3 separate regions of the Mus musculus genome follow, and regions 2 and 3 are each linked to region 1. A link is a loop called in an ENCODE intact Hi-C map of the cell type or tissue named here. Cell type or tissue: left cerebral cortex. All regions are shown on one strand. Region 1 holds the start of Dnmt3a (DNA methyltransferase 3A). Region 2 overlaps Dnmt3a (DNA methyltransferase 3A). Region 3 overlaps Dnmt3a (DNA methyltransferase 3A).

The links. A loop is a pair of places that touch in the nucleus more often than their neighbours do. Peaks named below come from ENCODE experiments on the same cell type or tissue, not always from the same donor. Only the 100,000 strongest peaks of a DNase experiment are listed, where the experiment ranks them.
Region 2: a loop joins it to region 1, with 3 times the contacts of the local background. A loop is called at or near these places in 8 of 42 quality-filtered maps.
Region 3: a loop joins it to region 1, with 2.3 times the contacts of the local background. A loop is called at or near these places in 6 of 42 quality-filtered maps.

Annotation. Positions count from the first base shown.
Region 1 is chr12:3,802,933-3,810,932 of GRCm38, reverse strand. Dnmt3a (DNA methyltransferase 3A) reads right to left here and starts at 3,953. Exons shown (of 23, transcript NM_007872.4): 1 at 3,813-3,953. In left cerebral cortex, CTCF peaks have their summits at 4,308 and 4,508; DNase peaks (open chromatin) are centred at 2,821, 3,959, 4,509, 4,894 and 4 more places; H3K4me3 peaks cover 3,507 bases; H3K27ac peaks cover 3,359 bases.
Region 2 is chr12:3,866,947-3,874,946 of GRCm38, reverse strand. Dnmt3a (DNA methyltransferase 3A) reads right to left here. Exons shown (of 23, transcript NM_007872.4): 5 at 2,069-2,112; 6 at 1,519-1,665. Among named protein-coding and RNA genes, the nearest start is that of Dnmt3aos, 8.7 kb to the right of the region's middle. In left cerebral cortex, CTCF peaks have their summits at 3,116 and 3,959 (motif pointing right); DNase peaks (open chromatin) are centred at 3,079, 3,497, 4,645 and 6,154; H3K27ac peaks cover 4,093 bases.
Region 3 is chr12:3,851,232-3,859,231 of GRCm38, reverse strand. All of the region lies in intron 3 of Dnmt3a (DNA methyltransferase 3A), which reads right to left. Among named protein-coding and RNA genes, the nearest start is that of Dnmt3aos, 7.0 kb to the left of the region's middle. In left cerebral cortex, CTCF peaks have their summits at 3,019, 5,065 (motif pointing right) and 6,530; DNase peaks (open chromatin) are centred at 2,965 and 3,306; H3K27ac peaks cover 3,563 bases.

The sequences.
Region 1 (8,000 bases):
ACAAATGACCCTAAATAAGCCCTTAAAGTTTACACAAACCCCCTTATAATGCCAGCACTTGGGAGACAAAGGCTAAGAAATTAGTTGAAGGCCAGTCTACAGAGCTTGACTACAGAGCAGGGCCCTCCTACTCAAGGGTAGGAGGGGACAGGAGGAAAGGGGACAGGAGAAAGGAGCCTGGCACCTTTAATTTACTATTAAAGCCCTGGTCGGGAGCAGCAGAGTTCCTGTAGAAACCCAGCCTTGCTGAGAAAGCTGCCGGCTTCTAAAATGGAGCTAGAGCCAACTCCCCCAAGGATCACACTGCAGCTCTGACTTCTACCAGCCAGACCTGCTCAATCAACAGCAGGGAGGAGGTGGTGAAGGAGACTTAGGTCAGGACCTGGAGGCGGCAGTAAGTGCTGGGGGGGGGGGGGGGTAAACAGCCCTTCTTTCTCAGGCCCTGCAAGGCAGAGCCAACCACATAAGGAACGGGACAGAACCCGCTTGGCCTCTCCCACAAAGACCCCAACCCAGCTCTTAATGCTCCAGGGGCTCCTAGGTCCCTTCCTAAGGGCTGGAGTGTTCATGGGAACATCCTAGAAGAGGGTCCACCCATCTGAAAGGTAAGGCTCTGTGTGCCTTATCTAGCTCCCTGAGATGGAAATCTTGAGGGAATCTGGGAAGTAACTTGGGTCTGGGGGCGTGGGGGTGGAGGAGAGCTGAACTCTCCAGGTGCTCTCTCAACGGAGGCCTACATGCAGGCAATAACCACTGGACTAACCAGCAACTGAAGGGCTAGGACAGAATGCATCCTAGGAGAGAGTAGGGAGCCTGTCTAGTAGCCTTCCTCATGGGCACCACTAATGTCGAATGAACGGAACACTCAGAAGAAGGCAGATCACCTTCAGTTCCTCCCACCCAGAGAGGCTGGACAAGGATCCTTCAGCTCCATCTTGTCCGTTGCTGGCTTGTGGGAAAGAATGGGGGACCGGGCATGGAACTGATGGTGAACTACCTTTAGGGACCCAGGGACATACAACAGCTTGGACTGGGGACAACCCTTGCAAGTTACCCACACACACATTTCCACACAGTACATTCAGGAGAGCACCAAGTGGAGAGGCTTCAGGGAAGCTGTGGTTTCCATCCTCTGCAGTCAGACCTGACAGATCAACACGTCATCTCTCCCCTCTCTGCCAAAGCCCACCCCTGGCAGCCCCTACCTTCTCCATGACCACTACCGTGGAGGGAAAACATACCACTCTAGCCCTATTCTGGGTCTGAAATTCCACCAGGAAAATCAGAGCCATAGAATTTCAAAGTTGGAATGGGCCTGCAAGCTGCATCCAACCCCCACCCCACAGAGGAATCCTGCCTGCAGACACCCTGACAAATGGCCATTGGCGGCCTCTCTTGGGCTCCTCCACTGTGGAAAGCAGACCTTGAGTCTAAAGGGAACACACCTTTCCTCAGGTTAGGCTCCTGGCGAACACCGGAGAGGCTGGGCCAAGTAACAAGAAAAAGTTTGGGCCACCAGGAGCACACGAATCAGGAGCTGCAGATCTGATGGGGGAAGGGTGCAAAGATAAAGCATGGAGGGGGGGGGGGAGGAGTGCGGGGGGGGGGGGGCTCTGAGAGGCAGCAGGGCCTAGAGAAGGAGGCCACAGGGAAGGGGGAGGAAGGTGCCAGACCTATGACATAAGTTGGCTTGGGGGCCCCTACCTGGACACACACACACACACACCACTCTTCGACAGAATTACCTGTCAATAACAGCTCCACAAGGGCCTTAATGGACCCCAGAGGCAGAGGGGACAAGTCAGCTTGCCCCCAAAGCCCACAGGAACTTACACAACCCAACTATCCAAAAGCAAGTGACTGCTCTAACTACCTGCAAATGGCCCCTGTCTGCACAGAGGATAGCCCAAAGAGGGTCTGCCAGGCTGCTGGGCTTTCCAAATCCCACAGGTCAGTCCTAACACCCCAGCAACGCAAGAATAGCTCCCCAGGCTGCAGCTGTCACATCTGCCTGGGAGGGAGGAGGCACAGTGGAGTAGCACCTGATCCCAGAATCCCTGCACAGCCTGCCCAGGAGGAGGTTCAGCCGCTGGCAGCTCAGGGTGAAACATGAAGACTGAACTGTCCCCGGGGATGCTGATGGCAGTCTCTGGGCACTGCAGTGAGGGGCAAGCTGGGTCACTCGGCCGAAGATACTCCTCCCCAAGGCTCCTGTCCCCTCTGGTTTGAGAGGGGGCAGTTATGCAGTCCCTAGCCCGCCCTTCCTCCCCAGCCCTACGCAGGTCAGAACTGCCCAGCTGGGTGCAAGACGCCATCTTAGGTCAAGGTGCAGCCACAGAAGGCTCCCCCTGGGAGCCCGGGAAGGGAGCTCTGAGAACCCAGTGGGAGCCTTCTCTCACCCAGGGTGTCCACACCTACTCAGCTGGCCTTGCAGGAAAAGAGGAGAGGAGGGGATGCAGAGACAGGGGGAGAGCAACTACTGAGTGGGGAGCGAAGGGAGAGGGTGCCCCCAAGAAGGCAGGCTCCAGGAAAGCAAAATGAAGTTTGGCAGCCATAGGGCTGCGGGCCCCGCGAAGAGGGGTTGGGGGAGGCTGGGGGCGGGCCCTGGACGCACGCCAGCTCGGTCCGCGCCAACGAGGGAGGGCAAGACGGCGTGGAGTAGGGAGTCCGGGTGAGGGCAGGACACGGACCGCGGCCGGAGCCGCTCGGAGGCTCGGGTGTCTCCTGAGGTGAGGGCAACATGGGGACTGAGACCCCCGATCCGCAGCCTCGGCGAGGCCTCGTCCTTCACTGTGCAGATGCGAAGCTTTCAAGGACACGTCTACACCGGCCCGGCGGGGGTGCGTGTGAGTGTATGCAAGGGGAGTCTGCCTCAGGGGGCGACCCCGGCATCCCCACCGGAGACATTTCCAGCCTTGCTGCTCCCGCCCCCGCACCTTCTAGTCCCCCGCGGCCCGGCCCGGGGATCCTCGCCCACTCCCGCCCCGCCCCCATACTGCGGCGCCGCCGCCGCCACCACCACCCCGCTCCCACGGCCCGCAGCGGGGGCAGGGAGGAGCCGGGCGCGACGCCCCCCCCTCCACGCCGTTCCGCCTGGCCTCCGCGGGAGCGTGCGCCCCCGAGCGGGCACGCTCCCCACGCGCGCGCCCCTCCCAGGCCCGCCGGCGCCCCGCACCCCCAAGCCACAGGTGGCCGCGGGAAGATCGCGACGCCGCGCTCCCCGGCGCGGGCCCCGGCCGCCCCTGGGCCCTGCCGGGGGCCTCCAGGGTCCCCCCCGCCGCGCGGAGCCTGCAGGCCCGGGGGAGGGGCGGGGCGGGCGCGGGGCCCGGGTCGTGCCAGGCTGCCATTTTCTGCCGTGGCCACGGCGCTCCCCGGCCGCCCGCGCCCCCTCCCCCTCCTCTCCCCTCCCGCCGCCCGATTCCCGGTCCCGTCCGCACTCCGCAGCGCACGGCCGCAGGCCCCGACCGGGCCCCCGGGCGGGGGCAGAGCCCGGAAGGCGGAGGCGGCGGGGCCCTGCGGCAGCGCGCGTCGGGCGGCGCGCAGGCCGGCGGAGGCCCCCCGCGGCATTGTACGGACTTGAACTTGAGCCCGGGCCGGGCGGGGGCGCCGAGGGGCGTCCGCGGCGGAGGCGGCGCGCAGAAGAGGAGCGGCGGGCGAGCGGCGGGGACATAAACAAACCCTCGGCCCGGGCGGTCCGCGCTCTCAGCACCGCGCGCCGAGTTGCGGGGTCCGAGCCGCGCTCCCCACCGCCTTGCTGTGCCCTCCCGCCCGCCCGCCCTCTCAGCTCCCGGGCCGCAGGCCGTGCTGGTTACCGTGTGGCCCGGCGGGTCGGGCGGCCCGGCTCGCCCTGCTGCCGCGGCGCCGCGTCCCGGCTCGTCCTCTGCTCGCGCCGCCGCCCGCGCCGCCTCCCGGCCCGCCCGCTGCCTGCCGCGCTCCCTCCCTCCGTCGCTGTCGCGCTCCCTCTCTCCGCCTCCTCCGCCGGGTCCCCCCCGCCCGCCTCTTCTCTCCGCCTTCCTCCTTCCCTCCCTCCGGCCGCCCGCCGCCCAGGCCTCCGCCCGCCGCTCGCCCCCCGTGGCCGCGCTGGCTCTGGCCCCGGCGCTGCGGAGCCGCCCGGGAGGCAACCCCGGGGGCCCCGGGGCGCCGCGGCGGGAGCTATCCGAGCCGCGGACGGTCCTAGCGCCCCCGGCGGGAGGAGCGGGTTCGGGACCCCGCCGCGCCCCGACTGCGGCGCTCCGGGCCGGGCACCCTGCCGGAGCTGCGATCTCGGCCGCCCTGTGCCCCTCGGGTGGTCCCCCGGCCGCAACCTCCCCACCTTGCGGCGCCCCTCTACCTGGCGCGGCTTCTGCGCTGGGTCCCCGCATCCAGCACTGGTCGTAGGGACAGCTGCCCCTCCTCTCCCGGGCCGGTGTCAAGTGCCTGCCCCCCCCCGTCCCCCCCCCTCGCCGCCCGCGGAGCCCCCGGCGGCCTTCGCCCTGCAGTTCTCCCGACCTCCACCAGAGCCCACTGCGCTTTGCGCGCCTCAGCACTGGGGCTGGGGACAGCAGCGCCTGCTCAGCCGCGTCGCCACCCACAGCCAGGTGCCGCGGTGGCCAGACGGCTGCACAGGGCCAAGGTCGGAGCGCCTGGCGCCTCGAGGCCATCCTAGAGCATCGAGCACCGCCACGGAGTGGGCTCCCTAGAAGGCAGTAAGCTTTCCGTACCTTGAGGTGTCCAAAAAGAGTTGGATGCCCTCAGGTGGGCTCTGGAAAGATCTGAAGAGGTGGAAGGTTGAACTAAATGACATTGAAGGCCTGCCTCTTCCAGCTGCAAGATTCTCTGCAGACGGGCACTAGACCTGGCTCCCTCAGTGTGGGGGTGCTCTCAGGGCTCCGGGTCTGTAGTGCTCACCTCTCCAGCTACCATCACTGGAGCTTGGCACTGAATCCCCTGACTCCCAGCCTCCTTGTCAGGCTCCTCCCTCCTGTCACTGGACAGCACCATCCATCCAGCCCTTCAGTGCCCCAGTGTCCTGAGTTGCATCTCCCACACCCACGGCACACTTATTTGCAGACCCTCAATGCTGAAGCAGGTTCCCATAGAACACGCCCCACCTAGAACACTTCACCCCATTTGAGGATCAAAGGGACAGTTGCCTAATTCATTGAAATACAGAACCACCCTTTCCTATTTGCAGGGCACATTTACACTTCAGTCTTCCCTACCCCAAAGCAACTGTCCTGACCTTTCCTAATAGCACTCAATATCGCACCCCCACCCTCCACTACTGGTGTTCATTTCTGCCACCCATAGTCTTTCACCTGGCCAGTTCTTAGGACTCGTCATGCCCTGTGAGGACAAGGACACCGTTTGCCTTCAATACAGCTCAGCACCTGTACATGCTACGTCCTCATAAATGTTGGTTGAATGACTGTATGAACTGCAGGCTTCCTGTATCCAAATCCATAGCCCTCCAAATGATGCTCCCAGCTTGACTAAGGACAAGACCATTTTAGAGAAAGGCCTCGACTTCAAGAGTTATATGGCACTACCTCTAAAGAGTAGCCACCAGCCACCAAACACTTCCATCTGTCGAGTGACTTGTACTGCTCCAACTTTTCAGTGAAGAAACCCATGCTTGGACTGGGGATGGAACTTGGTGGGAGAGCATTTGCCTGGTAACCTCCAAGTCTTGGGTTCAGGATTTAACACCACAAACAAAAAGCTCACCATGAGGCTGGAGAGACTGGCTCAGCAGTCCAAAGCACTGGCTGCTATTCCAGAGGACCTGGGTGTAGTTCTCAGCACCCACATGCCAGTTCACAACTGACTATTAACTTCAGATCCAGGGGATGTGGCAGGGATATGGTACACAGGAGCAAGAAAAACATGCTTATGCACAATTTTTAAAAGCCATCCAGGCTTAACCCTGAGTTGGGAAGTGGCAGAGCAAGAGTTAAGTCCAGGTTCATTTGACTCAGGTCAGCATATTACAGTGGGAAGAAGCCAAAACTGACCAAATGAGAGAGCCAAATGTAAGTCTGTATTCAGTACTGATGGTGCTGTCATGGGGAGCCATGACAGCATGGGATGTCTGTGATGCTCATGTAGTCAGGCCCACAGCAACTGTCAGGGGACTTGGGACCAGTGTGTAGCAGTTGCAGGGCGTCACCGTTGGCTCGAGACACCAACACTGCGTCTTTGGTCCAGCGAGGAAGCACATCAGTGCTGGGTGCTGCTGAGACGGGCTTGACCTTGAGGCTCTGTCACAGTTGGAATAAGAAGCATCCCTCTAGATAGGCTCACACATTAATGGGCAGGCCCTTTAAAGGGCTGGCCCTCTGCAGGTGGTGGGCTTTTGTTGTTGTTTTGTGGGGTTTGGTTTTGTTATTATTGTTGGGTTATTTTTGAGACAGAGTCTCTGTTATGTAGCCTTGGCTGTCCTGAAACTCATCTTGAGACTAGGCTGGTCTCAAACGCATAGAGATCCATCTGTCTCTGCCTCTCAGCGCTGGGACCAAAGGTGTGTGCCACCACACCCAGTGTTGTGGTACTGTTTTGAGAGGTTCTGGAAGCTGCGGGAAGTGGGGCCTGGCTGGGTGACCTAGGCCACTGAGTACCTTTTCTTGGGGGATATCCCTTGCCTCTCTCTGTCCCTTGCCCTGCTTCCTGACTGCTCCTCCAGCCCCCACCCCCACCATCTGCACCTGCCACCATAGTATTCTGCCTCACAGCCGGCCCCAGGAGCATGGCCCGGGACTAAACCCTCAGGAACTGTGAGCCCAAGGATGTATTTCCCCGATCAGACTGGTCTTGTGACATATTTTGTCACAAAAAGGGAAGCAGTGAGCACAGGCTTCTACACCCCCTACTTTGGTCCTAGACATTTTGGACAGAGGATGCAGCATCCATTCCAATAGAGAAGGTTATCCCCATGGTACCTACTCCCATATCTCAGTGCCATATCTCAGTGGCTTAAAAACACCAAGTTCTAGGGTGGTTTGGTGACTCTCCCAAAAGCCAAATGCAGTATCACCATGTATCTCTGAAATCCCAGCGTTAGGTATATATCTAAAAGGACAGAAAGCAAGCTGGGTGTGGAGGCATACGTCTGTAATCCCAGTTCTCGGGAGGCAGAGGCAGGAGGATGGCCAGGTCTACATGGTGAGGTTTGGGGTAGCTTGAGCTACATATGCAGACTCTGTCTCACACAAACAGGGTAAAAAGAGGGAGCTTGTAGAGTTTGTGCAACAACACTTCTAACTATTTGCAGTAGCCGCAAATGGGAGCAACCTGAATGTCCACCTACCAACAGATGAATGGATAACCATAATGTCTTACCATATATGCAGTGGCATATTACAGAGGCTTGAAAGGGAAGCAACACGGATGAACCAGTCACAGACACCAAGGTTGCATGGTTCTATTTACATGAGGTGCCTAGAGTAGTCAAATCTGTGAACATAAAATAGAATCTTAGCTACCTGGGTCTGGATGGGGAGCATGGCAGAGTGTTTAACTGCTAGAGCATCATCCTGAAAATGAATGCTTTCTAGAGATAGGTCGGTGGGGTATGAGCTAATACAGATAAAATAGTGACATTTGTGTTATGTGCATTTGACTCCAATAAAATAGTATGAAGTCACTGTAAGTGCCATGGATCCTTTGTGGGTTTGCTGTGCCCGTGGGTATCCAGAGCCTCTGACCTACAGAAAGAGCCACCATCTAAGGGGAAGCACCAGAGGATGTCACCTGTCAATGGGCATGTCCTTGAAGGATAAAACCAGACATACAGCTCCATTTAACGACAAAATCTGGGACCACATGCAAAGACCAGACATGTTAGGATGAGGATGTAATGTAGTCAGTAGAGTGCTTACCTAGTGGGCACCAGAGCAGGAAACTGGTGCAGCACACACCTGTAATTCAAGCAAGTAACAGGTAGAAGAAGGAGGATCATACGTTCAAAGTCATCACAAGTTTGAGACCAGCCTGAGCTAACTGAAACCCTGTCTGTCTGTCTG
Region 2 (8,000 bases), 64 kb before region 1:
AGCCAGGTCTACAGTGTGGGTTCCAGGACAGCCAGGGCTACACAGAGAAACCGTGTCTCGAAAAACAAAACAAAACAAAACAAAACAAAACAAAACAAAACACCAAAAAACTTCATTTTCTGGGAGTGGGAGAAATCCTTCTTATTGTGGCTCTGGGTGGCCTCCACGTGATGCTTGAAGGAGACCAGGCCCAGGTCTACCTACCTCAGCACCTCTGCCTCAGGGTTCAAGAGCAGAGGCACTACACAGACTGGTGTGAAGCAGACCCTCTCTGATCCCCAAGGTCCCGAGAGAAGAAAGAGCAGCTCACTGTCTGAAGCTGTACCGTGCAGTCTCAGCGCTAAAAGCGCCCCTCTCAGACCCTGACCGAGCTGCCCTTTCTCCAGACTTTCAGAAGCATGCTTTCTGCCTTCCTGGATCCCAAAGGAACTGGAAACAATAAAGCAGCCAGAACCATGACCCTTCCCTCCCCTTGCTTGGAACTTTCTCCAGGACCAGCAAGCACATACTGTCATATAGTCTGAGGTCAAAACCCTGCTTCCTTCCCTCCCTGTGGGCGTGGTACCCACCACCCTCCCTTCCCAAAGCTGACCTTAGGGGACTAATGGACGCCTAGATCTTTATGTGGCTTCCCCTTTCCCTTTCCCAGCTCTGGGCTGCTTTCAGCTCTCTCAGGCTTGACTACCTTGGGGCATGGCCCCAGCCTGCATGCATGGCTACTGTATGAGAAAGCCACTCGCCCACACGCACCTCTCCTGGGAACCTCAGCCCCACGGCTGCTGCTCTTCCTTTCTCGTTGCCCCAAATCGTTGGCATCTCTGGGCATGAAATTCTGAGCCTCTGCCTCTCCGCCCTCTACTGAGTAGGCCCCACAGACCCTGCCTTCTCACACCGTGGTCTCTGCAGTCCCAAGCCCAGCCTCCAGCTCCCTGGCATCCCACAGTGAACGCGCCATCCCACCAGCCAGTCCTCCCATCAGAGGCAACAGCCCAGGCCAGACCTACAGTACTGGCTGTAGCAGTTCTCTGACCTTTCTATCAACATGCCCTTGATCCCATCGCCAAAATCCAGTGGAAGTGCCTGTCGCCATGGCTGTCACCTGCACCTGAGTCATTTCTTTCACTGTCCACACTTCTCTAGACACTTACACAATGCAAATGTTACCTCTTCCAAGAGACCCGCCTTGCCCATGCACTGCAGGTCCCACTGAGCCGCCGATTCCCCTTGGTTCTGTCCTCAGCCATCAGAAAGAACATCAACTCCATCCACAGCTGCCAGAGCGCGTAAGCACAGAGCCTGCCTGTGTGCACATACTACCTCATGCACAGCTAGCACCCATAACAAGATAAAGGACAACTGAACTTCATACTGCCTAGTAGCAGTTCCTGGAAGCACTAGGAGTTAACCGTAGGGGGAAACAGTCTCAGCTACAGCCCAACAAAAGTCCCAGAGGGCGGCTGGAACTGGCTTTTGGTTTGCCAGTTCCACACTTGGCATCAAGGATAAAAGGCGTCTCACCTCCCTTTTCCAACGTGCCAGCCACTCATCCCGTTTCCGTTTGCTGATGTAGTAGGGGTCCCCTGCCTGGAAGGTGAGTCTTGGCATGGGTCGCTGACGGAGGCTGGACTCCCAGCCCAAGCCACCTCGCAGTCGGCCCCGGGAGCCCTAGGACAGAGAGACAGGCAGGTATTAAGGTGGGCACAGGTACTCTGCAGGGTTCATTCCTCCTGGAGGGGAAACTGAGAGGGGTCACTCATCCCAGAGTATAGAAATTCTGGTTCCTGGCCAGAGGGGCTGACCCTCTGAGGAGGGATTAGGAGTTGGCAGGGACTCATGAACAAGGCAGAGAGGGGAAGTGCTTGACCTCTGGAGGGGGATGAGCTGGCTGCCTCACTAGGGGACTTCCAACCTCCACCCCCACTTCCTCTCCCTCTCACAAGGAACAACCAAAGATGGGGCAGGACCCACCCTCGGGCCCCTCACACACACTCGCCACAGTCCATCAGAGAGGTGGTTTTCTTCTAGAATCAGGACCCACAGGGCCCCTGTGGGTGAGGAAAACACTTGCCTCCATTTTCATGGATTCGATGTTGGTCTGCTTCTGTTCTTTGCCTGTGGAAAGGGAAGAACAAGAGGACTGTTGACGGAGTCACGGGGGTGGCTCAGAGGAGCCTGGGGGCCTCCATGGGATCAGGGTCCTCCTAGTGTTTGCTTGTTCATGTGCCGTCCACACAGACCATACCCGTGTGCCAGGCAAGGCCTGGAGCAAAGAGACCCTGGTCCAGGTTCCGGGCCCAAGAACACAGGAAGAAGACAGAACTCAGGGGCATGGCTTCTGGCCTTTGGACCCTGGTCTCAAGTACACAAAAGGGGCTCTGAAGTAGCCATCACCTGCTGCTTGACCCCAGCCCTCACTCAGAGCGAGGGGCAGGAGGGAGGAGGGGCAGAGCAGGGGCAGGAGGGTGGAGGGGCAGAGCAGGGGTTGGGCTGAAGGAACCAGGCTGTTACTCCTTTCTCATGGGGTAGGAAAAGGTGTTGGGGCACAGACAATGGGCCAGTGGGAATAGACCCCAGGAAACAGCTCCAATTACAAACAGTTCTAAATGGTATGGCCCTGCTACCAACATGGAAACTGCCCTCCATTCCTGGCTCTTTCTCAGGTTAAGATAAGGATTTTTGGGGGTGGGGGATGGGGACAGGGTTGTTCCATGTAGCCCTGGCTGTCTAGGAATTTGCTCTGTAGCCTAGGCTGGTCTCAAACTCACTGAGATCTGCCTCTCTCAGGTGCTGGGATTAAAGGTATGTGCCACCCAGCTAAGTCTGGATCCCCTCTTCACCATGACCCCCCCCCCCCAACCTCTGCTGTGTCCTCACTGATCCAAAGTGACATGTTCTAAGGACTGGTGTGAGCAATGAGTGCATGAACAGGGCTTGGCGCACAGTAGGTACGTTGTCAGCATGCTTCCCTTCCCTAAGGAACTCCCTGATGCACACGTTTCTCTGTTTCTTTGGCTTTTCTCAAAGTTCCGGGACTGGGCACTGATCCCAGTTCCTGGGAGGGACATCTGGGCTGGGAGCAGCGGTCTCCACAGCGCCATCTTTAGGAAGGACTCTTTGTGCCCGCATAGGCCGGACACGAGGGCAGTGACATCTTCCTGCCATTTCTGCACGCTTCTCTGGCTCCTCTCCCGGCAGCTCCGCGGCAGGCAGCTGGCTGTATGGCTTTTCCTATTAAGTAGGGAAAATTCGGCCGCCTTTCTTCACCTAGGTGCCTCAATTCTTTTCTTTGAGACTGAGAAAATACAGGGCTTGGGCCCAGAGCAGGAAGGTCGCTAAGGTTGGCTCATGTAGCTTGGTGTGCATGGGGTGGGGGGTTGGAGGTGGGTGGGTACGAAAACAAAGAGCCCCAAACAGAAAAAAAACAGCCCCTGGTACATCTCCTAGCTCAGAAGTGGAAACCACCCACAGCATTTATGGCTCTGAATCTTTAGCTTGGATCTTTCCCCTACTGTCAACAGACAGACCTGAGGTTTCTCTCTGCACCTGCCCAGAACGCTCTGTATCGCCACGTGTGCCGGGCTCCATCTAGAGGGGCTGAAGGGAGGAAGGGAGGGAGGGAGGGAGAAAGAAGGGGAGGGCAGAGCCCCTGCTGGTTACCCCGTGGGCTGTGAACCCCGTGGTAGGCAGGCGTGTCGCTGGGCCTCGTGGAGGTGGTGTGTGGGAGGAGCGTGGTGGCTGTAACCCTTGTGTGGGTGGGGGGTGTACGCCCTCCCAGTACAGGGTACGTGGTTGGCCTTTTAAGGCATATCTCATCCACCACGTCTCTTCCTCCCCGTTTCCTCCATGTCCTCTCACCCACAAGTCTGCTCCCCACTTTCCACGGGGTTCCCCCTCAGGCCTGCTCTGGGCCTCCCACCTCTAGGGCAAGCCCCTCCCTCGGACCTCGGTGCTCAGCCCATGACCTAGGCTGCCAGAAGGGGGTGCCTGCCCTGGATCGCGGCTCCTGCTGAGGCTGCAACAGCTGCTGCAGCAACCATGCAGCAGCCAGAGGAGGGTAGTGAGTGAGGAATCCAAGCTGGCCCAGGCTATTAGACTATGTACGGGACCTAGGAGTTTCCTGAATATCACTCCTTCCTACCCCAGTGTTTTTTAACTACGTTTACCAGGACTGATTTATTCATTATTTTTTATTTTTATTTTTTGTTTTTTTCGAGACAGGGTTTCTCTGTGTAGCCCTGGCTGTCCTGGAACTCAGTTTGTAGACCAGGCTGGCCTTGACTTCAGCAGTCCACCTGCCTCTGCCTCCTGAGTGCTGGGATTAAAGGTGTGGGCCACCACTGTTTGGCCTGATTTATTCATTAGACTACAAGAAAATTTTACCTGAAAAGAAGACATGGTTGAGTTTGCTAAATATTTCACAACAGGCAACAGAGGCCGTGAGTGGATTTCAGGGCTTCTGACTGACCTGCACTGCCACCATTATCCCTTGTGTCCTTTGCCAGTCATCCAGGCCCGGAGTCTTCCAAATGGAGACTTCTTGAAAAAGTTTCCAACTGGCTTCTTTCTGGAATTTTTTCCCTGAAAGACTGCGCATACCTACATGAGCTTTCTCACTGTCAGTCACATGCACGCACGCGCTCACGCAAACACTCTTCCCCTCTCCAGTCTGGCCAGCAGACCACAAACTGTCTGTCTCTGAACACCAGAGCTCTTACTCCCATATGCTCCTGGCTCAGACTCAGGGTCCCTGGGCTAGGTGCCTGTGCCTTCCAGAGTGGCTCTGGAGGACAGGAACATGACTCCAAGTTACCTCAGGTCCTGGGGACAGAGGAGGTCAGGGGCTTCAAGCACTTAACCTGTTGGCCAGAGACTATCCAGTAAAGACTACTCCAAGTTCTCTTTACAGTGAGACAATATCCAGGTGACAGGGCAGGCGCTAGATTTACTCTAAGCATGGTTACTGGCTCGTGTTTGTCCTCACGCTCACTCTGAGCAGAGCAGCCTTGGCTGACTCTCAGCCCACTCCTCCGTTACTAGGTTTTATGTATCCTAATCTGGCCTCCAAAGCTATAAGACAAGAGTGACCTGAACTTCTGACCCTCGTGCCTCCACCTATCAAGTTCTGAGACTACAAGTGTGAGGTGCCACACCTGCCTTCCCTACTTTTTTCCCCATAAGAAAAGCAGAGAAAATCAGGTCGTCTTCACATGGCCCAAGGCTGAAGTGAGAGAAGAGGGCTCTCAGAAAGCATGAGGATCTTTGAGGGAGAGCTACAGATTCTGCGTCTTGGCTTCCCAGGTACTATGGACCACAGCTGGCCAGAGGACCCTGAGCAGTGGGGTAGAGCACACTGTACAGTAGAGGCAGGCACCTGGGTTTCCAGGATGCCTGCAGCTCACAGTGGCACATATTTCAGAGAGCTCAGTGCCTTTCCTAGCCAGATACTGTGTTCCTTCAATGCACCTCGAGGGTGCTGGGATCACAACAAGGCAGGTACCAGGACAGTGCCTCCCACCTGGCAGGATGGAGCCAAAGCTCTAAGGCTGCTCTTTGACCTTGAGGGTTTATTTATCTCCAGGGCTTCCTTGTCTGCATCCAAGTTCTTAGGTACTCAGTCAGCCATCAAGTGTTCGTTAGACATGTTTGGTGTGTGCCAGGTTTTGTGCTGGTCTGTGGAAACCATCCTGAACAGAAACCTGGCTCTTGTCCTCAAGGACCTCACAGTTGGCTAGAGACTGTGTGCTTTCAAATGTGTCATGAGGACTAGACAAGTAGCCCTGGGTTAGACGCCCAGTACTGCGGTAACTGCTATGGTGCTCAAATCTCAGGATTTGGGAGCAGGATGGAAATTTAGGAGTTCAAGGTCACACTCCGCTTATCAAGTTTTAGGCCAGCCTCCTCTCTCCAAAACAACACAAAATAGTGACAGCAGAGCCAAATGTGCTGTTGTGCTTGAAGGACAGTGTTCCTGGGGCAAGGGGACAGATACAGAGCCACAGCAGCCAGGACTTGAGAACTGAAGCTGGCCCTGTCTGTCTGGTCATTATCAAGGGATGTGCTGAGGCCTGTCACAGGAGCAGTGGCGGGGGAAGAAGTGAGAACAGAGCATCAGGGACCTGACAGAAGCCACTAGACTGCAGTGGAGAGAGCCAGGAGGAAGGATGTGGCAGGCACTGGGTGGCAGGTGGCCAAACTAGGCTTTCCTGGCCGCCGTCTCACAGCTGACCTGGCAGGCTGTGATTGGAAGTGATGACTTTCCACCTAGATTCCCAGGGGTTCGCAAGGTCTGGGAGGGGGGGTGAGAGGTTGGAAGCTGCTTCGGATGTGGGGAGGAAGTGGTCCTGCTCTGACAATTCTTAGGCCAGCGAAACAGATCTGAAGAGATGAAGGGAGGCCACCAAACAGCAGAGGTCTAAGAGGTAAAGAAATGTTCAAGAAGAGGTGACGACCTGGGTTGGGGACTCAGACAAAGTCTGAGCAGGATAGGTACACTCCGAGTCTCAACTTCCATTTGACCTTGGGGAGTCAGGTCAGACTCACTCCTGGGTGACCCTAGACATCCAAGAGAGGTGGGCAGTGGCCTCCTGGAGGCTCTGTCCTGTGTGTTGGCGTATGGGGTCTGGCCACAGTTCCAGCAGTCAGCTGACAATGACTGCATCTCAGCTGAGGACTTCAGTGAGGAGATAGTTCCCCTCATTCCAAGGCTCTTTTCTGCTTCCTCTTCTCTCTCTGTTCACGAGCTCTCAACACTCCTATGAGGCCTGGACAGTTCAAGATCCATACGATACAGAGCATCAGATCAGAGGGGAGAGGCTCAAGAGTAAAGGTTAACCAGTCCTGGGTTCTAAAGGCAGCTCAGTTGGTACAGTGCTTTGCCCAGCATACATGAAGTCCTGGGTTTGATACCCTGGGTCCAAGCCTGAGAACCATATAAAAACAGGGACGGCCAGACAAGATGGCTCAGGAAATAAAGGTACCTGCTGCCAGACCTGACAATCTGAGTTTGAACAGGGCTTTACACGATGGAAGGAGAGAACAGAATACAAGTTGCCCTCTGGCCGCTTCATGTATGCTGTGGCATACTCAAGTGCCACACACACACACACACACACACACACACACACACACACGCACACACACGCACATAAATAATAAAATATACATCGTGGCGCCTACTTGTGCAATCCCAGAACTCCGGAGGTAGAGGAAGAAGTATCAGAAGTTCGAGGTCTAGGCTAGGCATTGATAGTGCATGCCTTTAGTCCCAGCACTCAGGAAGCAGAGACAGGCAAATATCTGAGCTTGAAACCTGGTCTACACAGTGAGTTCCAGGCCAGCCAGGGCTACACAGTGAGACCCTTAAAAAAAAAAAAAAAATTCCAAGAACAAAAAGTTAAAGTATTGAAAGTCAGAGGCCAGGTTTGGAGGCCAGAAACAAGTCACTTTTTTTTTTTTTTTTTTTGGTTTTTCGAGACAGGGTTTCTCTGTAGCCCTGACTGTCCTGGAATTCACTCTGTAGACCAGGCTGGCCTCGAACTCAGAAATCCGCCTGCCTCTGCCTCCCGCGTGCTGGGATTAAAGGCGTGCACCATCACGCCCGGCTACAAGTCACTTTCTAAGCTATACTTTTTTCCTGGTTAAGAGGGGGCTAATCAAACCTCTTGAACAAGATCGTTTGGAACAGAAAGTAGAACAACAAATGCAAAGTGCCTCAGAGAGAGCTTAAATATTTGCTGAATAATGAATGAAAGAGATTTCAAAATAAGTTTGGAAACCTCTTTTCTGGAAATGTTCCCTCCTCTGCATAAATATTAGGTTTGGATTCGTACAAAATAAGTTATGCCAATTAATCAATTTACTCATCCCATCATACACACTTGGAAGGAAGACTTCTTGAAATTAAAATGCACATATGCAAAGCAACCTGGCAGGCCCCGGAGGATCAAATGTGATAATGGAGGAGGAGGCGAGGTGTAAACTGTGAAGCCCGGTACAAACAC
Region 3 (8,000 bases), 48 kb before region 1:
CCAGGGCTACACAGAGAAACCCTGTCTCGAAAAAACCAAAACAAACAAACAAACAAACAAACAAACAAATAAATAAGAATAGCCGCCCCGCCCCAAATTCATGATAAAGTATATATAAAATTTGTCTTTTTAACCATTTTGAAATATACATCGACTACATTCATATTCTTTGACCATCACCCCACATAGAAGTTCTTCACCCCATGGTAACCCCTGGCCTATGCTTCACTCCCACAGCCCTCGCCATATAGATGACAGATGTGGACAGCTGCTGGGCCCAGCCTCATCCAGAGAACTGTGTCCCCTGTGGCATTCCCCACCCCCACCCACAGGCCACACTGTTTACAGAGCTCCTATTCACCATTCCAGCATTCACCATGCTGGGGTAATGGCTTCTTTACAGTGTACCTCCCTTCTGGACTGTGGGCTCTGTCTTTCCTTTCTCTACTCCAGGATCCTAGCACCCAGCAAAGGACATGGCATCCATTCCTTGATAGAATCAAAAAACTTAATTGTCTCAAGGCTCCCGAGCAATATGTGGAATCCATCTGAGGAAGATGGCTCCAAGGCTGGCCTCTGCTCACACACATCCCTCATACTCTTCAGCAAAGCTCCCAGGGAGACCCAAGTACAGGACAGCCATCTGAAGGACCTCCCAGGCTGAGTTTCCCTCACAGGCAAGTAAGCTTTACCGTGAAAAGAAGGGTAGCCCACCCCCCACCCCCCACCCCCCAGTTCAAGGGGGAACTAGGTGCCAATCAAGGATCCTCCTGCAGGGCCTGGCTAGACGCTAACCAGTTCGAAGTCCCTGCCACCCACGCCATGCTTCAGCTAACTTTGCTGCAGTGTAACTCTGGCCCATCCTGCCCTTGGTGAGGCCATGCCTCTCAAAGCAAAGCCAAGGGGGTTAAAGTACTATGCTCATCCTACCCTAGTAGTGCCACTCCAGAGTCTTTGCCACTCTCTGTTAAACCTGTCCCAGCTTAGCACTGTCCCCTCCACTTGGTCATTCCCTATCCTTTCCTGGCTTCTCAGATAATGTCTTTCCTGAGGTGCAAAGAGCTGCCGTGTGTGTTGCATCTGTTAATATTCTTAATGAAAACAAAACAAAACAAAACAAACAACAACAACAACGAAACACCTGACAAAAGCAACCTAAGGAAGGCAAGGTTCATCCCAGGACGCCGTCCATCACATCAGCGGGAGCTGAAGGCAGCTAGCCACATTGCACCACAGCCAGGAAGTAGAGATGGATGTCGGCAGCCAGCTTGCTCTCTCCGTTTTTATCCAGTTCAGGATCTCGACACAAGCAATGGTGCTTCCCTCATCCTGGTTGGTTCTTCCAACTCCAGTGAACCCACACTAGCATCTCTCATAGACACACCCAGAGGTTATTCTCTTAGACGAGTCTCAGTCCTGTCAGGTTGGCAGCCAGTGTGAAGCATCTCAGGTACACAGTGTCTAGGTGAGGGTAACAACAGGGAAGCAGGCCATCTCCTAGGTAACACATACTGGACAGCGCTGTACGCTAGAAGAGAGGCTGGTGTGGCTGGACCCCAAGGAGGACACAGCAGCTGGGACCAACACACCTGAAATCATTGTTACAAGTGGCCCTAGACTGTGTGCCTCTGGCAAGGAGTCAAGATGGGGCAGAAATCAAGGTGGTTTTTGTTACTCTTTTAAATTCATTGGAATAATCCCCCAGTAACACCAGCTATGCTTCCCCCAACCTCCTCCCATGTTGATGGGGAGTCCAGCATGCCTGGCAAGTGCTCTGCCCCTGAGCTCCACCCCCAATGCCGGGAGCAGCCATCTACAGTGCCATCTACAGTGATCTCTAGCAGCTCTGTCTCAGAAGCTCTCTGACAACAGTGTCCCTGACAGTGTCCCTCTTGAGCCACTGCCGGGGCCTGGGCTTCTCCTTTTACTCCATCATCTGACCAGCGAAGGACACTCTGTTTTTCTATACCTTCACCAGGCCAGGATTTGCCTCTGCTCAATGCTCCCTTTATTCCCAGGCCTTAAAGGATACAGAGTTAGAATACAAGGTGTGACTGTGTATGCCTGTCAAGAAGCTGGGTACAGTGGCACACACACCTTTAATCTCTATACTCAGAAGGCAGAGAAGGCAGATCTCTGGGAGTTTGAGGCTAGCCTGGTCTACATTGTGAGTTTCAGGATACCCTGTTCCAAAAACAAATAAAATAAAATAAAATAAATAAAATAAACAGTAAACCCCCTCAGGTCTCTTGCATACTATCTTTCCAGATAAGACTCATTTTTAACGGAACTGCCTGCCCCACCTTGCTCAGCATTGCCTCAGCAGGACCTGCCACTTCCCCTTGGTTCCTGCCCTCCTTTAAGGGCCAGGGAAGCCCCACATTTCCCAGTATATTTTCCCTGGTTTCTTTGACCCTCAAGGTCCACACCTGCTGGCACCCCCCACCCCCACCCCACTACCGCCACCACTGGCCTCCCTCAGAATTTTCTTGCATGCTCTGGAGGGCAAACCTTAGGAAGAGTTAAACTCCCCATGCACCATCCCAGCTGTCTTCTGGAAGGCCACTGCTGGGGTGTGACCAGGAGCAGCAGCCCAGGACTAAGAGAGCCTAAAACCAAGGGAGAGCGGCCATCAAGCCTCTGCTTAAAGAGCTAGCAAAGTGCAGGACTGGTCTTGAAACGAGGAGAGGATTCAGTTCTGTTGGAGAAGAACCAAATGGCTCTTAGACTGGAAAATAAGCCACACTGCAAAGCCCTGGGAGCCGGAAAACTGCCCAGGCAGTGGAGGCTCAGCCCAGCGCTGCCTGGCTTCCCCTGGCTTCTGTCCTTCTGCCCTATAGCACTGCCCTCTGTAACCCACTGCCTCCAGGCTGTGCAGGAGGCTGCTGTGGAGTAAGTAGCCCAGCCTGCCTCAGCTGAGCTTGGCGCCAGCTCCCACCCACTCCTCCTCCCGCCCTTGCTGGGTTATTCTTAGCAAGAGTGACCTCAGAATGCACCCTCCAAGCAAAAATAACCCTGGAGGAAGTTGGTGGGTATAAATCCCCACTGATATGCATGCCGCTAGCAAACAGGGTGTAGACCTTGCAGGGCCTGTCACCCCCACCAACCAACCACAGGGTCTGGTGGGCCAAGGCAGAAACTGTCCCTCTGCTGCTCCAGCTAGAACTACCCACAAAGAACAGAGACCTCTGCAGAGCTGTCTGGGCTTGTGACCACAGTTCCACTTGTCACAGTGCAGGGTCTTCAGGAGCTGGTGAGCAGGGCACCAGCCCTTTCTTTCCACTGAGCCGCACACACAGGCCTGATTTTACATGCCAGTCTCCTCCTCCCCAGCCCACAGGCCCTGGCCCAGGTGCCAGCTCCCTTCCTAAGGCCCTCCTAGCCCAGCAGCTGGCTTCCTGTTTCCTGTTGCTTTGCAGTATCTTAGCTTTCCCCAAGGCAATGCTGCCAACACGGCAGGCCCAGGCCTACTCTGAAGCAGCTTCACCTCCCAGGCTCTGTACCACCCCAGCCTCCCCAGCTATACCTGGAGTCCCAGGATTTGTGTCATATTCTCCCTCAGTTACATTTTCTTTCTTTCTTTTATTTTTTTATTTTTGAGACAGGGTCTCACGTGGCCAAGGCTAGCCTTGAACTTGATGCTGGCTCAGGATGACCTTGAATTTCTGATCCTCCATATCTCAAGTCTTGGCATTACAGGCATGTTTATGTGGTGCTGGTGTCATGTATATAGAATGCTACCAATGCGCCACACACCAAGACCTCAGCTTTCTCTGAGGTGTTTTGAGACAGTATGCTTGCTTTCAAACAGCCCTGCATTCATATACTAACTTAAAAAGGCTTTGGGGACCCAGGCTCCCAGGGAGAAGAGAAGCAGGGGGCTCACAGTAGGGGGTCCAAGAAGTGAGTCTTTTCATTATTATTGGGGTATGTGAGAGCTTGTGCATTTGTGTGTGTGTGCATATGTGTATGTGTAACACACACACACACACACACACCACACATTCATGCCATTGGCACTCTTCCAAAGGTCGGAGGACAATTCCTGAGAGCCAGTCTCCATCCCACAGAGATTCTTCAGGCTTTTACCTACAAAGTCATCTTGCTAGCCTGAAGTAAGTCTTTGAACCGGCCTTTTCAGGCAACAAAGTGCTGTGCTATTAGCCTTTTTATTCTCATTGCTCGATTGTAGGTAATGAAATATGTTCTATTTGCCAGACATGCAAAGGAGCCAGTATGGATTGTGGCAAGTTCAAGGACAGCCCAGGCTACAAAGTGTCTATCTCAAAAACCAATCAGCCAGTGGAGGAACAAGCTCTACTTATCCAGAGTAAAAGCAAATCTGATTTAGGAGAGCACTGGGAGCTGCGATGGGGCTGGATTCTAACTTCTCTATTTGCTAAGAAAGTGTATCATTGTTTAAAAAAAAAACCAACAAACATGAATACTAATATTCATTATTAAAAGAAGGGGTGGGAGGAGTTATGGGAGGGGAGAGGGTGTCCAGGGCTGGAGGTGGGGCTCAGGGGCTGAGCACTCAGCTGAAGATGTGTAAGCTAGGTTTGAGTACCACTCGGTGAGTAAGTATGTAAATAAGTAAATAAATGAGATTGCAGTTTAGAAACCTCAAGCTCCTAGACACTGACTCAGAGTTCTCTGCGGACAAGCAGCACCCATGGCTCTGGTGGTGAGGCGTGCAGACCATTTTGGTCAAGCAAGTACCTTTGCTTGCTGAACTACCCCCCACCCCCACCCCAGGCCTGGGCTTCACTTTCAAGCGAGGCTTGATGGGGTTTGGCTCCAAGGGAAGAGGCAAGGAGGGCTATCAGACCACACAAGTAGGGAGAATGTGCCTGGAGCACCCTGTGGGGCAGCACGAATACAAGGTTCTTCTGTCCAAGACAGGTTAAGTGTTGGGCACAGTGTGGAGGGGGCAGGAAAAGGGGACAAGAAGGAGCCAGAAAGTCAGGGCCAGTGTTCTGGATCTTGTCTTTTTTTTTTTTTTTTTTTTTTTAAGAGATGATTTATTTTATGTGTATGAGTACTCTGTCTTCATGCACACCAGAAGAGGGCATCAGATCCCATTACAGATGGTTGTGAGTCACCATGTGGTTGCTGGGAATTGAACTTAGGACCTCTGGAAGAACAGCCAGTGCTCTTAACCACTGAGCCATCTCTCCAGTCTTAAGATAAATGGAGTCCATGAGCCAGGTGGGGTGGCACATGCTCTTAGAGGCTGAGGCAGATGGATCTCTGTGAGTTCAAGGCCATCCTGGTCTACAAAGCAAGTTCCAAGACAGCAGGGCTATTACACAAAGAAACCCTGTCTTGAAAAACTAAAACAGAAAGAAAGGAAGGGAGGAAGGGAGGGAAGGAAGAAGGGAAGGAGCCACAGAGGAAGGGGAGAAGGGAGGGAGTCCTAGAGCTGGAAAGATGGCTTAACCATTAAGGTTGCTACTTTTCTAGAGGACCTGGGACTCAGATTCCAAGAACCTACATGGCAGCTCAAAACCGTTTGTTAACTACAGCTCTAAGGGATCCAACACCTCCTCTGCTCCCTTGGCCTCTGTGGGCACTAAGCATATACATGACACACAGACACACTTGCAGGAAAAACACCCATACAGATAAAAATAAATAAAATAGAAGGAAAAAGAAAGAAATGGAAGTCTGCTGGGCTCAGTGGCACACACCACACACCTGTAATCCCAGTACTCCAGAAGGCCAGCCTGGTTAATATATAGTGAGTTCCTGGACAGCCAAGGCTGCATAGTCTGTCTCCGTCTCTCTGTCTCTCTGTCTCTCTCTCTCTCTCTCTCTCTCTCTCTCTCTCTCTCTCTCACACACACACACACACACACACACACACACACACGCACACGCACACGCACACGCGCACGCGCACACACACACAGTGAGACACAGAGAGAGAGATGGCAGACTCTCAAGAACAGACCTGCTAAGCAGCTTACTATTGTGACTACGCCTCTCCAGGACTCTAGATTGGAAGGCAAGTTTCCATGTGAAGGGCAAGAAGCAACAGTGGGTTCTGGGAAGTGAGCTCCTCTAGCTAGGAAACTAACACAGCAGCACCCAAGGACAGATGTCTAAGAATCTGTTGCACAGGCTTGGGGACAAATTGAGAAGGCGCCAAAGGTGTTTAATTTGGGGGCTGGGGAGGCCCAGATGTGTAGTTGAACTCCTCTGTCCAGTGCTGCAGAGTAGAGCTCGCATGATCGAAGTTCTCCTCCTTGGCCACACTTGGCCTCTTTCTCGGCTTCCCCTTCGTTAGCTCACTGCCCTTCCTCAGACCTGCCTGGGACACACAGGGCTGCTCCAGAGCTCCTAGGGAATCTAATTCCAGGGCTGCAGCAGACCCACAGAAGCCTGCTGAGCGCTGCTGCAAAGGAGAAAAGGACACCAGGAGGGAGGAGAAAACCTGGGCCGCACCTGCCCCACCAGAGCTAGGAACCCAGACTGAGGCCATCAGTAGCCTGCAGTAACAGGAAACATCGCCAGGTGGCCTGCCAGTAAAAGCCGCAGTCTATAAGCTGACTTTCTGTTCCCTCCAACACATAAAGTTCCATTCTTGCCTGGTCCTCTTGGAGGTCAGAAAGAGTATCTGGTCCCCTGAACCTGGAGTTACATATGATTGTGAGCCACCAATGGATGCTGGAAGTCAAACCGGAGGTCCTCTGCAGGAGTAACAGGTGCACCAGCTAAGTCAACTCTCCAGTCCATTACAAAAAAAAATTTTAGGGGCTGGTGAGATGGTTCAGTGGGTAAGACTGCTCTTCCAAAGGTACTGAGTTCAAATCCCAGCAACCACATGGTGGCTCACAACCACCCATAATGAGATCTGATACCCTCTTCTGGTGTGTTTGAAGACAACTACAGTGAACTTATACTAATAAATAAATCTTTGGCCGGAGCAAGTTGGGTTGGCTAGAGCAAGCAGAGGTCCTAAGTTCAATTCCCAACAATCACATGAAGGCTCACAACCATCTGTACAACTAAAGTGTGTACTCATACATAAAATAAATAAATCTTTAAAATTTTTTTTTTAAATTTAACTCTTTAGACTGGGTCTCACATAGCCAAGGCTGGCCTCAAACTCACTATTTAACAGAGAATACCTTGAACTTGTTTTTGTTTTTGTTTTTTTGAGACAGGGTTTCTCTGTGTAGCCCTGGCTGTCCTGGAACTCACTTTGTAGACCAGGCTGGCCTCAAACTCAGAAATCCACCTGCCTCTGCCTCCCGAGTGCTGGGATTAAAGGCGTGCTCCACCACGCCCAACTTACCTTGAATTTTTATTATTATTATTTTGTTTTATTTGTTTTTGTTTTTGTTTTTTTTTTTTCATTTTTCGAGACAGGGTTTCTCTGTGGGTGTCCTGCAACTCACAGGCTGGCCTCAAATTCACAGAGATCTGCCTGCCTCTGCCTCCTAAGTGCTGAGACTAAAGGCGTGCACCACTACCACCTTCTGATTTTGAACTTCTAATCCTGCCACCACACCCAAGTGCCACCATGCGATGCCCAATATTATACAGAACTGAGATCCAACCCAGTGTTTCATGCATGCGAGGTGAGCACTCTACCAACCAAGTCTCCTTTATCTTATGTCCCAGACTCCTCAGTGGCACCAGCTTTTCAAGGGGCCTCTCCTCAGAGTACAGGTGGCTGCAGTGTCACCCAGAGCTGGACCACATCCACTTGATGCTTTGAATAATGTGCACTGAGAGGTCAGTGCTGGCCCTACCCCAAAAGCCCACAGCCTGGTCTGTGGACACTGAAATTATGCAAGTTTATTATCTGGCACACGCTGCCCATCTGGGCTCCACTGTGCTGTTTGCAAGCACCCCAGGAGGTACACAGGACAGGTATTCCTGACAGCCCATTTTATCAGGGAGGTCACACAGCTCAGAAGCGCCAACCATGACATCCTTTCTCCTGTCAAACTGTGATTGCCACGGTGCCAGGCAGGGATGAGTCTAGC